Linked DNA regions of Homo sapiens: region 1 is linked to region 2. A link is an interaction called in ENCODE POLR2A ChIA-PET data of the cell type or tissue named here. Cell type or tissue: endothelial cell of umbilical vein. All regions are shown on one strand. Each heading gives the region's core, and the rest is flanking DNA. Links, peaks and the distances in the headings are about the cores only.

Evidence for each region. ChIA-PET counts read pairs that join two places held together with the same protein. Peaks named below come from ENCODE experiments on the same cell type or tissue, not always from the same donor. Only the 100,000 strongest peaks of a DNase experiment are listed, where the experiment ranks them.
Region 1: POLR2A ChIA-PET joins it to region 2 with 11 read pairs; 5 of 35 experiments call an interaction of 5 or more read pairs at or near these places.

The regions. Positions count from the first base shown.
Region 1 is chr2:173,989,806-173,992,714 of GRCh38, reverse strand. No RefSeq gene overlaps it. Among named protein-coding and RNA genes, the nearest start is that of SP3, 26 kb to the right of the region's middle. In endothelial cell of umbilical vein, for the core only: no CTCF peak of the experiment used is centred there; a DNase peak (open chromatin) is centred at 1,224.
Region 2 is chr2:174,047,328-174,050,236 of GRCh38, reverse strand. No RefSeq gene overlaps it. Among named protein-coding and RNA genes, the nearest start is that of LINC01960, 24 kb to the right of the region's middle. RefSeq lists a silencer at 505-708. In endothelial cell of umbilical vein, for the core only: no CTCF peak of the experiment used is centred there; no DNase peak of the experiment used is centred there.

The DNA.
Region 1 (2,909 bases), core at 177-2,676, 58 kb after region 2:
TACTATTATTGTGATGATTATTATATTGACTCCATGACATACTTCTCTGATTGCTCTGCTCTGCTGTCCTGTATGAAGAGATTTCAGTAATGCGTGTGCCCCAGAGCGGCTTTAGTCTACCCTGGGCTGAGGAGTAGGGTGGCACTGATTGGGTCCTTGCCTTTGGTGCAGATATGGGCTGAAAACCTGGACTTACCTTCCTGGCCCATTTCTTAGTTTTGTTTGTGGCCAGGTATGAGTAAGATGGTTAGAACTGGGGCCCTTTTCACATTTCATGTTTTTCTGGTTTCTAAAAATGAAAATGGCAAGAAATCCCTGCAGCAGGAGTATTTGTTCTAGGCAGGGTATTTCCTGCCAGTTTCCTCCAGGAGGAAGATTTACCTTTAGGGCAGTCACGCTCCCCATCCTAGGTATGTGATTGCTCTGACACCTTTTGAAGCTACATCAGATTCAGCCTTTCAGGCGTGTCCTGGTCTGACTATTGGATTGGAGTGCAAATGCAGTAGATTGCATGAATTAATTTTATTTAAAAAAACAAAACAAAACTGTTCTTAAAGCTGGGAGGTGCACACATTTGCCAATATTATCCTGAAGCTTTAAGGGCCCTCCCAGCCCCAGGGGAGTTGGGCTGGCTGGCTTGACTGCAGTAAGAAGCTGTGGTGACCAGCACGGACTGACGCATGCTGGTTTGACGGTGGGACAGCATCTGGCACAAGCCCTGGCAGTTCATTATCTGAGATCACTCACTTGCATTTGGTCTTTGCTTGAATTTCTTTTGGAAAAAAAGAAGAGAAACACACCCCAAATTCCAGGTAATGGAACATCATTAAATTGGAGGCACCAAGGTTGTGAGAATGGGGAGGATTTTCACTGGACAAGAAAATGTAAAACACCCTTGCTCCTCCATAGCTGGAACTCAGCCATATTGCACGTCTGCATTAATCTGGCTGGTTGTTCTGAGGGCAAGGACCTGAGTTTTGGATGCTCACGAATCAGAGAACGGTGCCAGGGGAAACCCAGAGTTGCATTTAGCAACTCTACCCAGAGAATGCAAAATACACCTTCCTGTTCAGTCCCCTTTACACATTACTTAGACGTGGTGGACTCCCAAAGCTGCAGGGGAAGGCATGACTTCGAAAGTCTCTAACAGGCTCTACGAACATGCTTTCCCACATAAACACTGAGACATCTGGGGAGAAAGGGGGGGAAAAAAGAGGGGTGGAGGCAGGGAGACCTCTAGACAGAATAAGCCAAGAGCGCAACAGCAGCTGTGAACGTGCCAGAGGCAGGCAGGCAGAGAGCCAGGATTCTCTGAGCAAAAGCTAAGCAGCAGGGCAAGCCACTCTCCCAGCAGAGTCACTGGCCTGGAAGTGTTGGATGGTGCCCACCAGTTGCCTAAGCAACCAGGGGGTGTCTAGAATTTCTGGGGGTTCGTTTAAGCTCTGGACCCCAAGAGGGGACTTCTTTATTCTTTCCTAACTGCATGGAGAACAGTTGGAGGGTCTGAAGGGACCATGTGGGTTGGGCTCTGAGAGCTGCTTCCTCCTCGGCTAGCAGAGTCTCTGGCCGTTGTGGATGCGTCAGTGCAGTAGCTCTGTGGCTCTCAAGCTGGGTTCTGCATGGAAAATCATATTCGTTACTGTATCCTAATAATTTGGCATGGGTGGGACTTAATTTTTTAGTTGTTGACTCAAGGTCTCTGATGCACAGGCTGGAGTGCAGTGGTTCAATCACACCTCTCTGCAGCCACCAACTCCTGGGCTCAAGCAATCCTCCCACCTCAGTCTCCCAAGTAGCTGTGACTACAGGTGTGCACCACCTTGCCTGGCTAATTTTTGTATTCTTTGTAGAGATGAGGTCTTGCTATGTTAGTTGCAGACTCCTGGCCTCAAGCAATCCTCCTGCCTTGGCCTCCCAAAGTGCTGGGATTATAGGTTTGAGCCACCGCACCCGGCTTAATTTTTAAATTGTCCTTTGCTGGCTGGGGATCATGTTCTTCTCCCTAGAGTCTCTGCATCACAGTTCTCGAGTCTCCAGCATCCTCCAGCACTTATGATTTCCCTTTTCCCACCCCAGCAGGAAAGAAACTGAGCATGCTGACACTTATAGTATCTCATCCTCAAATCCTCGGAGGCCCAGTCCTCGAGAGAGGTGGTAGCCTTATCTACACCAGCTGTGTGCAGCCCACATCCACAGAGGGGTAGGGAGAGAGCCACAAACACAGCCTCCTCCACTCCGTGGCACCCCCTCTCTTTTCAACCCTCTTCTTTTCTAAAACTAACTGCATTCCCTAGGCCGCCTTATTTTATTTCCTGGCTCCCAGAAATCTTTAGTGTGAGAACAGGCAGAGGAATCTCCTGGGGTGTATTTGGAAGGAAGGGAGTAAGCTCGGGGTTGGATAACTTCCACAAGCGGAATCTCAATCAGTGGTTCTTAACCCTGCTGCACAATAGAATCATCTGGGAGCTGTTAAAAAAATTGCAACGCTCAGGCCGAGGCCCAGAGATTTGGTTCAATGGGTCTAAATAAAGGTTTTGTTTAAAACATTTTTTTTGACAAAGATATTTTTAAAAACAACTCTCAGAGATGAGAAGCACCGACCTAAAGGTGAGTAGCTTGGGCATAAGCACAGGAAAGTCTCCTGTGTGCTGTGTGATGGGTCTGAACCTTATTCATCTGCAGGAGGCCTCTCAGTTTGGGCTGGTCAAGCAGCTGTGCTTGTTGGCAGAGACAGCTTGCTTCCTCCCTTTATCTACCAGATACACCCTCTTCCTTGGCCTAAACTTGAGGGAGGTGATGTTGGGTACAAAGACCCCAATTCTGTGGCATCATTACAGCAAGAAAGTTTTTGAGCAGTCGGCAGAGGAGAAATACTACTTCAGAGCACTGGGAGGGAGGGGGGTGGCTGA
Region 2 (2,909 bases), core at 127-2,626:
CTGTAAATCTTCAACTATTCTGAAATTTAAAGTTTATTTAAAAAAAATAAGCTGACTCACACCAAACCAGACTTTCTCCATAACAGAATCACTGATATGGTTAGGCTTTGTGTCCCCACCCAAATCTTATCTTGAATTGTAATCCCAGGTGTTGAGGGAGGGACCTGGTGGGAAGTGATTGGATCATGGGGGCGGTTTCCTCCATGCTGTTCTCGTGATAGTGAGGGACTTCTCATGATATCTGTTGGTTTTATAAATGGCAGTCCCCCTGGGCTTTTTCTGTCTCTCCTGTCACCTTGTGAAGAAGATGCCTGCTTCTCCTTCCTCCATGATTGTAAGTTTCCTGAGGCCTCCCCAGCCATGTGAAACTGTAAGTCAATTAAACCTCTTTTCTTTATCAACTACGCAGTCTTGGGTAGTATCTTTATAGTAGTGTGAAATTGAACTAATACAATCACTTTCTCATTCAGTGACTCCATTCTTAATGCCCCCACCTCATCCCCACAAAATGATTCCATGGGCATCCCCTGACCCCAAGGTAGGCTCCCAGGCTTTGGGAAACCCTGGCTGGGCTGGGCTGGACTAGGCTATGTTGTCTCTGGACATTAAGCCGAAGGATAGGGCTTTTTCTGTGGCAATGAGATTTCATTAAAGGTGTTTAAGTGGGTTGGGGTTGCCGTTGAGAGTACCGTTTGTGGATGGGGGTGAGAAGTTTGGCCAGAGAGGAAAGATACCGGGGAGCAAGAGGGAAAGGCTAGTGATCAGGCTGGCAGGCTGATGGCCAGGAAGGCACAGATGTGGGTGAACGGGAGGGTTCAGAGAGGCAGGAATGCAGACCCCCTGGAGGTGTGTGCAGGAGAGCGTGTTAGGGGCTGGCTGGGGCAGGATGCTGGCTTTGTGAGGGGCCAAGGGCATCTCACAAAAATGTTCTGCAATGTTCTAGGTCATTCCCTGAAAAGTAAAAAATATATTTTAAAAAATTTTTTTGAAAGAAAAGAAAATGTCCTGCAAGGGCCTGGAGGGGCAGGTTGCCCAGAGCAGCGTCAGAGACTCAGGCTTGATGCCATCCTTTCACAGATAGTAAGAGGCTCCTAGAGCTGTTGGACGTCTCCAGGAGACAGAAAAGGAACATTGCCCTTCCCCAGCCCCTCACAGCTTCACCCCCCTGCCCCTCACAGCTTCACCCCCCTGCCCCAGCCACAGGGTAAACAACAACAAGGTTGGGACAAAGGAGGGGTTAGAAGAGAAGACAAACCGGCCCTCATTCTACTCATTCTGGGTGGAACAGGAAGCTCGGCTCCTGGTTGTTAAGCTTGAAGGTTGCTGATTGGAATCTGTGGGGATGGATGGAGATCCTCCCTTACAGGACCCGATGCCCAGGGCTGACTAAACAGGGAGCTGTTCTACCAAAGGCGTAGGAACCACTACAGAAAAAAGTGAAAGATACACAGGGTAGACGTCCTCCAGAAAGCAAGGAAACTTGAGCATCCAGCACGCAGAGGACACCCACTCTGCCCGTGTGCCTATTTTTGCCTCCAAATCCTCACCTGGGCATCAGTACCTCACCTGAGCCGCCAACAGCCAGGATCCTGTGCCAAGCCAGTGCCATTCTGGGATTTAACTCAGCAGCTACAAGCCAGAAAGAAACTGGGGACTCCAGGGCCAGTTCCTGAGCCTGCACGCCAGCCGGAGGGAGAGCGCCCAGCAGACGCCGCGGGTTGCGCCCCGGGCGCGTCCCTCCGCTGCCCTTCGTGGGCGCGAGTGGCAGCCGGCTGCGGGCCTGGCGGGGAGCCGGTCAGCCTGACATCCCCAGCAGATGTCAGTCTGGGAACAGGAAGCAGCGTGTTTGGGGTTTCTAAAAATAAATAAATAAATAACCACAACCACAAGAACAGTCTTTTATTGCAAAGTAAAAAAATGCTTTAATGACTAGAGCGTTTAGCACATTGGGGGTGTTCATTGTTTTCAATTATGTGCCATTCTGAAAGGAGAGCACAAATTCTGAGCCTGAATGGAGAATTGTGGGGCTTCGGATTTGTGCTGTTTTAAACATTTGCTTTACTACTTTAAGAAGAGAACTGTAAAATAGAAATAATGATATATTATTACAAGTAAATTACACTGTGGAGTAGCATTAATATTGCAGTTGAAACCTAGAATTTGAAATAAAGATGGAAATATTCATTTGTACATAGTTTTTGTTCTTAGAAAAATGATTTAGCATAAGTCAAGAAGCTTCCTTCTGCGCGTGCACATCCGGCGGGGGCTGAGGCTCCCTGGCCGGGGCACCCCAGGGCCGCTCTGCCAGGATCCCAGTGGTGAGCCCTGGGGTCCCCGCAGGGACCGGGAACCTGGAGTTCTCAGCACCAGGGCTGGCACAGGCTGGGTTCCTCCATGTGTCCCCCAGCAAGGACTTGAAGCCAGGCCACTGTGACGCCCCCTCCTCTCTCTTACTTCCTGGCAATCTAGAAATGGAGAAAGGAGCAGAGGAGACCGAACAATGGCAGGGATTATAAGGGGACTGATGTGGGAGGAAGCAGCTCTTTCAAGAAGATCAGTCTAGATTAGTATGGGAATTGGACGTTTAGGGTTTCTCTCTCTCTCTGGTCATTTTTTTTCAGATTACAAAAGTAATATACATTTCCGGCAAAAAGAAAATTAATGTATTACAGAAACATGTGATTTAGAAAGTGGTAGTCCCTGCAATCTAGTCTAGGGTGGTGGTAAGGGCATTAGGTGCTTGTGGACAGAGGCTGCATAAGGAGATGGTGACAACAGGTGACAGAAGAGCTTTATTCTGCAATCCTCCCTTCTCTCTTTATTTTTTTCTTTGTGTGCCTCTATCTGAAAAATATCACCCTTCTCAAAGGCAGGCCCTATTTTGTCAGGCCTAATCCCCTAGCCAGGCT